Regions from separate parts of the Mus musculus genome. Here region 2 is linked to region 1. The links are chromatin loops, found by intact Hi-C in ENCODE. Cell type or tissue: gastrocnemius. All regions are shown on one strand. Each heading gives the region's core, and the rest is flanking DNA. Links, peaks and the distances in the headings are about the cores only. Region 1 holds the start of Lrsam1 (leucine rich repeat and sterile alpha motif containing 1). Region 2 holds the start of Zbtb43 (zinc finger and BTB domain containing 43).

Evidence for each region. Peaks named below come from ENCODE experiments on the same cell type or tissue, not always from the same donor. Only the 100,000 strongest peaks of a DNase experiment are listed, where the experiment ranks them.
Region 2: it touches region 1 in a loop (6-fold over the local background); 1 of 42 quality-filtered maps calls a loop at or near these places.

Annotation. Positions count from the first base shown.
Region 1 is chr2:32,958,951-32,963,331 of GRCm38, reverse strand. Lrsam1 (leucine rich repeat and sterile alpha motif containing 1) reads left to right here and starts at 1,691. Exons shown (of 26, transcript NM_199302.3): 1 at 1,691-1,770; 2 at 2,077-2,288; 3 at 3,719-3,815. The coding sequence starts at 3,744. It overlaps Rpl12 (ribosomal protein L12), which reads right to left and starts at 1,620. Exons shown (of 7, transcript NM_009076.3): 1 at 1,493-1,620; 2 at 1,210-1,283; 3 at 660-758; 4 at 266-347. The coding sequence starts at 1,529. Snora65 (small nucleolar RNA, H/ACA box 65) reads right to left here and starts at 31; the gene lies at 1-31. In gastrocnemius, for the core only: no CTCF peak of the experiment used is centred there; DNase peaks (open chromatin) are centred at 1,671, 2,365 and 2,505; H3K4me3 peaks cover 2,389 bases; H3K27ac peaks cover 2,556 bases.
Region 2 is chr2:33,464,213-33,468,593 of GRCm38, reverse strand. It overlaps Zbtb43 (zinc finger and BTB domain containing 43), which reads left to right and starts at 62. Exons shown (of 3, transcript NM_001025594.1): 1 at 62-161; 2 at 3,620-3,680. In gastrocnemius, for the core only: no CTCF peak of the experiment used is centred there; a DNase peak (open chromatin) is centred at 2,529; H3K4me3 peaks cover 1,921 bases; H3K27ac peaks cover 2,406 bases.

The DNA of each region.
Region 1 (4,381 bases), core at 218-4,217:
GATTGCACCAGCCAACAATACTGGTCAGGTGCAGTGGCGGGTGGCTGGGGCACAAGCAAGTCCTCACCAGCAGCCCTAACACGATTTTAGGGATGGAAACAGATAAAGTTAAACCCCTGAGGCACTGTTTCATTTCTGCACCCAGGAAAGGGAACAGACAACAGACGCCTACTGTGATCTCATTCCACCCCTAGGTCCCAAGAAAGGGGTCGACACAGCTGAGTAGCACACTGCAGCGGAAACCCAGGGAGTGGGGCCGACTCACTGTTCTTCTGCTTCTTCCTGTCTCTCGGTGGCTCCTTGAGGGCTTTGATGATCAGGGCTGAGGCAGAAGGCACCACCTCGATCTGCAAAGAGACTTGATGTGAACACAGCCCAGAAAACCAACCACCACCAGACACGCTAAAGGGCCCCGAAAAAACAGCTCGGCTAGCTAAGGTGCTTCCTGCTGGCCTCACCTCCAGAGTTGAATCCCTAGCATGGCGGACTCCTGCACCCTGGCACCTACTACTGACTTACAGTGAACCCTGTCGTATAGCCCTCCCACAAGGATAAAATCCGATTCACCGGGACAGGGAAATCTTTGCCAAGACCCATGATTCCTGAGGGCTGCTATCTCAACCCTTCCCTCAACCCCCCACAGCAAGCAATGTAAATACCTGGGCCTGTCTGTTCTGGATGGTCAGTTTCACTGTAATTCTGAGACCCTTCCAGTCACCGGTAGCCTTGGCAATGTCATCGCCAACTTTCTTCGGAGACTGTAGAAATAATAGCATTCGTTACCATGTGCCCAAAGTTGAAGCCAGGACCTTCAAGCTCACCGCCAGCCCTCCTCACCGTCCCACAGGAGCCTGCCCACAATGGCTCCACATCCTTCTTCACTAAGACAACTCTGCAGTAAGGGCTAACAAAGCAAAACACTTTCTGCTGCAATGGGGAACCCTCGGAGCTTTAAACACTAGGTTCCCGTGCGTTACCCACGGAGGCTAGTGGATTTAAGCAAGTCCAATGGCTGCCTCAACCGGGCTGTGGCACGAGCCTCCGTGCACGTGTTATCTCAGTTTTCCTTTGCGTCCCAAGTCCCAGCACCCACATCCCGGCCTGCACCAGGGACATGGTGGCCTCTTCTGCCCTCCACGGGGACAGAACACATCTACAGGCCAAACAGCATGCACGTTAGAGGTCTACGGCTCGGGAGCGACGACTTACCAGACCCAGAGGACCGATCTTCGGGGCCAAGGCGGATGTGGCGCCGACCTCGCCTCCGGTGCACCTCAGGTACACTGAAGAAAAAGCAAAATCAGAACCTCTGCGGCGCAGGCCGCCCTGCGCGCTGCCGTCGGGCTTCAGATGTCCCGGGCCAGGCCTTACCCTAAGGCGCACGGGCCGCCAGAGCGTCGGGCTCCCTCCCCTCTTACACACGTGGCAGCCAAGGCCCAAGGGAGACCCGCCAGGCCCCGGGACAGCACCCGGGCGCGGCGAGGGCACGCACCGACTTTGACCTCGTTGGGGTCGAACTTGGGCGGCATGGTGGAGGCGGCTGGTGTCGGATGAACCCGGATTCGGGACGACCGAAGAAAGTTGCACCGTTGCCTCCTCCGAGCCGAAAGCCGAAAAGACGGATCCTGCTCCGCCCACGCCGGATATAGGCGGAAAAGCTCAGCTCTCGCGAGAACCGCTGGCCCCACCCAGTCTCTGGGCGACACCCTGGTCGCCCTGTTTCTTATGGGCAGGCGTCTGCGGCAGAGGACTGCAGAGCTTGGTCTGTGGGTGAGCTCGGGATTCGGAAGGGGTAAATGTTCGGAGCACCTTGCCTGGGCAACAGAGTAGGGCTGCACCAGAGGTCCTGGTTCCTGGTCCACGTTCCCTTCTCTTGACGGTGACTCTGGAGCCCCTGGGACCCAGCCCAGGGCCCCGCCCCTCCCCTAAGGGATCTGCACCTGACTTGAGCGACCCTAGTACCAGTGCCACCCTAGTACCCTCCTAACCTGTTTGCGGTATGTGCATGTTAGTTACAGAAACAAACTATTCGAGTCTAATCACGAGTCTTTAATTCTGCAATTCCTTGGTTTCTAGAATCTCGAGACTTTGTCATCCTGAGTTGCGTGTCTTTCTGAAATTTAAAGTTTCGGTGCTCACTTCTATGTTTGAAGGAGACCGGACACCAGCTCAGCTTTTGGGGGCCAATGGTTTGTATCTGTGGCCAAGTCTTCGGAGTGACTGGCCTACCTTGAGGTCCACCCAAGAATCGGAACATCGGTGGAGGACCTCCCCATCCACAGAGCCAGGTTAGCCGCTGGCCAGCCCTGCCAGGGAAGGATGGGTGTGGTTCTTCCCAGCCAAGCTGGACCATCAGGAAAGTTCAAACCAGAACTGAACGAGCCCTGCTGAGAACGGTGAGGGAGGGGGAATTGGCAGAGATAGTCATTGAAGAAGGTATTTGGAAATGTAGATCTGGAGGATGGGGGCGAGGGAGGCTAGTCATTAGTGAGCCATCTGTAAGGGATTTAAGTCGTGGCCATCAGATAGGGATGGAGGGAGCTGTCTCTCAGGAGTGCTGCAATTGAGTGCGGAGAGTCCTGAGCAGGCCCTGCAGGCCCAGCAACCTCCTCTGACAGCCCACGCCCACAAATGGAGACCTGAAATCCCTCAGGACCACATGTGTCCTCTACTGCAAGGCTCCTCCAGCCCTCTTCTCCTTAGCAACTGTAATAGTACCTGAGTGCATTTGTCATGTGTGTGGTACCCTGTGGCAGAGTCTATGGCATAGACCTGACATACATGAAGTCACTGACCCCACAGAGGCCAGCATTGGCAACATTGCTCCATATTACAAATGAGGAAACCGGCTCCGACCAGTGACACAAAGTGACACAGCTAATGTCTTAGGTGTCAGAGCCCATGCCGTGAGTTACACACTTCCTCCAAATGATTATGTCCTTCCTATTGCTGGCCCTTAGACAGCACTGGAAGTTGCAGCCAGCTATGGGCAGCCAGCTACTGAATTCAGGACACAATGATTAACTTGGCTAAACTGGGAGGTCCAAGGAGCCGTGCAAGCGGCACAGGATCAGGACTTGAAAGGCAAGTGTCCCAGCCTGGTGTTTCTACAACCCAGGTCATATCACCAGATGAATGACCTTACTCAGCATCGGATTCTCCACGGGGCTGTAAGGAGAACCAAATGAGCAGTAGCTGGAAGCCTGCTAAGGTGCCTGAAGATTGCATTTTGATTTTTGCTTAACTCATAGATCTCTCTAGTATTGATATAGTTGAGTTCCCCCAAGTCACGGCTACCTCCAGTTTGGTCTTGATGGTTCCATCCTGACAATTTCCAGAGCTGGAAGTGACTCATCAGCTGAGTCTGTCCAGAGTCTTCAGAGAACATCCTTGGAAGGCACCTGGGGGAATCTTCCCTTGGTGGGGGAAACGCTTAGCACTGGGAGGGTGATGCCGGCGCCGCAGAGGGGCAGTGGCAAAGTAGGTCGAGCCCAGAGTACTTGGCGTGTTCTGTTCTTTCTACTCTAGGCTTTGCTTTGTCAGTAAAACAAAGTGTTGGGCTCTGTCGTGTGGGCTCAGGGCCCAGCTGGATGAGGTAGACAGCCCGGCCCACATGGAACGCACAGTCTTGCAGACAGCTGCTGCACTGCTGAGCTGCCTGTCTGCAGGTCGGACGCAGTGCAAGTTCCCAGGCGCTGATCTCTCTGCCGTCCTCTAGGGTCCAGAAGAGCTCACACCGGAGGATGCCCCTCTTCTTTCGGAAGCGGAAACCCAGTGAGGAGGCTCGAAAACGCCTGGAGTACCAGATGTGTCTGGTAAGGCTCAGCGTATTCTCTCGGGCTCCTCGGCTCCCCTTTTGCACCCTGGGTAACTCTGCCTTCCCAGCCCTGGGAGTGCCCTTCCTCGCAGGATGCGTGTGTGGCACTACCTGATGGTTTCTTTCCCTGCTGGACCTCAGTCACTGTGGCTGTGGCCCCTTCCAGCTCCTTACATCTATGGGCTTTTCCCTTATTTTCTCCATTCTACAAGGATGTTTTACCTGAATACTTTTTTTTTTCTTTTAAAGCCTTGAGAACTAGGTGTGGTGGCTTATACCTGTGATCTTGGCCTCTGGGAGGCTGAGGCAAGAAGACTGCCCCAGGTTCAGTGCTATAGAGGGCTACACTGTGAGTCCAGGTTAGCCTGAGCTATAGAGATCCTGTCTGCAGAAATAGCCTCAGTTGCACCAGGAAATAAAATGTTGCATGTGCTCAGACAGCCCCTAACCCAGTCACTGAGGGCAGGGTGAGAAAGCAAGAACTCAGGAAGGGAATGCAGAGAGCCAACCAAAACAAAACAAAAAGGCTGAAAAACCATAACCAGTTACCACTAACCTTTATTT
Region 2 (4,381 bases), core at 303-4,302, 510 kb before region 1:
CGGAAGCACTGGCAATTTCGAGGGCGGGATCAGAAAGCGTATCCGAGGGACGAGAGGCTCGGGCGGAAGTTGTCCCCGCGGTGGCGGCGGAGAATAAGGCCTTGGTACGGCAACGGGGACGCTCCGGTAGGCTGGAGCTACGGGCGCGGAGCCGTCTGAAGGTACTGCGGGGCGGGGAGGCTGGGCGCTCGCGCGGGAGGTCGCGGTCGGGGTCACGAGTGGCCGCGACACGGGACACTGCTCTCCCTCCGACGGCGGTGATGCGGGACGGCGCGAGTGACTCCGAAGCCCCGGCGCCCCGGCTTAGAGTCCTGCGGCCTCCCGGGCGACCTCTTGGCCAAGGTCACCCCGCGGCAGGTGCACCGCCGCCTGGAGCTCTTGGAGAATCCGCCCCCGGGGCGACCTCCGGGTCGAGCCACCCACGCACGAACCGACGCCGCGAAGGAGAACCTCGCTGCCCTGAGTTTCGCCTCTTTGTCAGACCGTTGTCACCTGTTTTGTCCTCACCTGGCCTCTTGTCAGCTGGAGTTTATACTTTGCATCTTTGGTGGTGACAACCTTTGGACTTTGTCTTTACCTCTGTCTCCTCCCTTGCCTCAGTGTTTTTTGACTCTGCTTCTGCCCCCTCGGGCCGCCCTCTGGTTCAGGGCCCGAAAGTCACACTGACTTCTTGGTCATTTGTCTGTCTGTCTCTCTGTGTGTGTGTGTGTGTGTCTGTCTCTCTCTCTCTCTCTCTCTCTCTCTCTCTCTCTCTCTCTCTGCCAATGTTGTGTTCTTGTTCTCTCCTTCCCAACTGAGTTTGTTTAGGCAGGGCGGGCCTTGCCTGGACCTCTGAGCCATGGAAGGTGACTCATGACCCTGTAAAACTCCCCTGGCCGGGCACCATTACCAGTGGCCCGATCACAGTCTGGTCTCAGTTCTGACAAGTGTCACCAAACCTAATAAAGTGTCAGGAGCTACTGCTTTCACGGTGAAGGCCCATCTCAGGATCTAGGCAGTGGTTTGCGCAGGTCTCCACAACTCTTTGCTCTTTCCAGAAACCCTGGGTGGCCTCCAGGGCTGTTTGGAGCTGCTCTGTTTAACCAGGCCAGCATCTACAGGCTTAGGAAGGACTAGACTTCCATCTGCCTCTGAGACCCTTAACTTAGCACAGTAGCAGAGTTCTAGGAGCAGTTTACTGAAGAACTTAGAAACCTAATAGGAATCCATTCCCTGCTTGTTTCCAAAGTATTGTCTGAGACAGAGACACCATAGGGAGGAACACTGAAACTTTTGGAGTGGAGTGTATCTGGAATAGACAGGAGATGAAACATATTTTATCAAGTGCCTGAGTCAAGTAGGCTGCCTCAGTGGATACAGAGTTTTAAGAGATGGAAAGAACGTTCTAGAAATGGTTTGTGCACAACAGTGTGAATGCTACATAACTAACTCTGGTTTGCAACATTTAGTTGAATCCTTTGTAGCAATGCAAGCCAAGCCCTTCCCAGCAGCAGGTTCAGCTGATGTGGAGTTCCTTTCAATCTTGTAGCAGCAGTTTTCCCCTCCCTCCCGGCCCCTCTGGAGTCAGTGCAGAGATCTACTGAGGGGCAGCTTGAGAAACACATTACCTTTGACATGCCAAGAGCTTGTAAAACTGGAAAGATACTCCTTATTAGAGTAGAAAGTGTTCTGGTCTTTTTTCACAGGCTAGGCCTTTTTAGTTTTCTTGGATTTTTTTTTTTTTTTTTGGCTTTGTTTGTTTGTTTCTGTTTTATAAAACTTACCTGCCTTAAGGTCATTTCCCCAGCATTTGGTTTTTTTGTTTGGTTTAGTTTGGTTTGGTTTGGTTTTTTGAGACAAGATCTCTCTATACAGACAGGATGGCCTCAAACTCTGAGATACTCTTGCCTCTACCACCTGAATGCTGGAATTAGAGACTTTTGCCCACATGCCTGGCTTCAAGCTTTGTAATATGCCTAACAGTTGACTTATTGTTGTGTTTCATTGACTCTTGATGCCATCAAGTGTTTTCTGTTCACCAAGAAAAGAAACAGTGCCTGGAGCAGAATTCATTCCCAGCACTGTGTTTCTTTATCCTAATTAAAAACACTTTGACTTAGAGGTTTAAAGAATAAAATCAGTGCACATTCAATTGGTCTTAAAATCAGAAAAACATAAACAAAGACCCATCAGTTAAAGTGCCCAGGAAAGGGATGGCTCTCCGAGACAATCCGAGCCCTGCTCTTTGAATACTGTCTGCTTCAGAGTTGTAGCAGGTCCCTTATTGGTGGAGAGGAGAGGAGGAGAACTGTGGCAGACGGTCCCTTAGTGGTGTGAGGAGAGGAGGAGAACTATAGCAGACGACGGTCCCTTAGTTGCATCTCTAGTTGTTCCAAGTGGAGTCATCCTTTGTGTCATCAGAAACATTCATCGTGCCAGGAGTGCTTCAGTCATGACCTCAGTAGCCACAGCTGTTAAAACTGCAACATACATCCTGTCTAGTGTAGCCCATGGTACTTCCACCTCCCAAGAGCTGGGTTTTCTGTATGGCTGCCAGCTCCAGCTGGCAAAATCAGCTGACCTTCTGAACTGTAAGGAGTTGAGTGCTCCTGCAGGGCTGCTTAGCTATTAGCTCACCAGAACCCTCAGAGTGGGCCTCAAAATTTTTACAGACTTAGACAACGTGCTGCCACGGTTTCTTTCCCCAGCAGAAGTCCCTCCCTTCCAGGGGTGTGACACATATCATTAACAGTAAACTGAGGAAACTAAGTGTCCTTAGACTCTCGGCTGCTTTAAAGGCAGCAGGGCCTGACCAGAGCACTCTGGCCCAGTGTTGAGGTTTTGGGGAAAGGGGCAAAAAATGGATGGACCACTGGGAGAACCGGTGGGAAATGGAGGCCGTCCCCGGAAGCAACCTACTTCAGGGAGCTTTCTCCAGGGTTTCCATGCCATTATGAAAGGTTTGGAGATCGAGAGGGAGAAGCACCGAGGCAGATTATTCTTTGGGGTAACATGTTCTAGAAGAGCCATGAACTGCACAGATAATGTAGACACTAGTGTGGCAGGGTCTGAGGAGAGCATGAGAACTGTGGCAGACAGTCCCTTGGTGATGTAGAGAGGAGGAGAACTGTGGCAGACGGTCCCTTAGTGATGGAGAGGGGAGGAGGAGAACTGTGGCAGACGGTCCCTTAGTGGTTTAGAGGAGTGGAGGAGGGATGGAAATTGACAAGTTTCTCTTTGTCTCTGTTCTTTGGCTCTGGAGTTGGTTGTTGCTGGGAGTAACGGATGAGTAGTCACTTGTTACTAAGCAGACCTTTAGGTACTCAGTACGCATCTTTCCTGGCTGGCCATTCCTGGGTTTGACCAGGCAGGAAAGCAAGACGAATCTATAGAAGCACAACACTTTAGTTCAGGAATTGTCTCACAGTTCAGCCAAGATGGGGGAGAGGTACTAAATAGCCTGACCCTGCTCACACTGCCCAGTTTGACAGCCTAGGTTTGATCCCCCGCACCCAGGTGGTGGAAGAAGAGGACAAGCTCCAGCACCTTAAGTTTTCAATGTGATTTTTCCTTTCAGAACTGAGTGTGATTTAATTTAAAGCAAGACTGAGAAATGCATTCTCTCTCTGTATCCATTCAGACTGCTCTTTGATGGCCATGGCATAAGGAGCATTATCCTGGGAATACAGCTTTGCTCTTGGGTAAGCCACACATTTACTAGTAGTAATGTATTTTTAGGACTATATGTTATAATAATTTCCTATCAGCAAAAGCAATGTTTTTTTTTTTTTACTTAATAACTTGTTTGTTTGTTTGTTTATTTTTATGTGGGGATGTTTTGCCATCATGTGTACAACATATATGTGCCTGGTGCTCACAGAGGCCAGAAATTGGCATCAGATCACCTAGGCCTGGAAATGGCTGAGAGTTGTCATGTAGCTGCTGGGAATTGAACCTGGGTCCTCTGAAAGAGCAGCCAGTGCTCCTAGCCATTCTCTAACCCCTTGCCAAAGTTCAAATCAGGTCAGATGATTCCTCCATAGAAATGCTGTGTGCTTTAAGGCTTCTCACTAGAGTAATTTACATTAACAAGGCCCTTAATTTCAGACAGAGGTTTCTGCCAAATGAGTTTTTTTTACTTAGAAAAGTATTGATTAGAGTTGGAGTTAAACTTCTGAGGCACCCCTATCCGCACCCCTACCCGCACCCCTATCCGCACCCCTGAGCAGGCCTTGCCTTGAGAGCTTCCGCTTACTCTCTGAACCCAGTGGGATGTTGAGGCTCTCTGGTGCAGGGTTTCTGGCTGTTTTGTGGACGCAAGGCATTTGACTAACAAGAAGAATTTTGGTAGGCACAGGGTGTTGGTATTTTCTACATTTGTGCCAGACTTTAAATTTCCTAA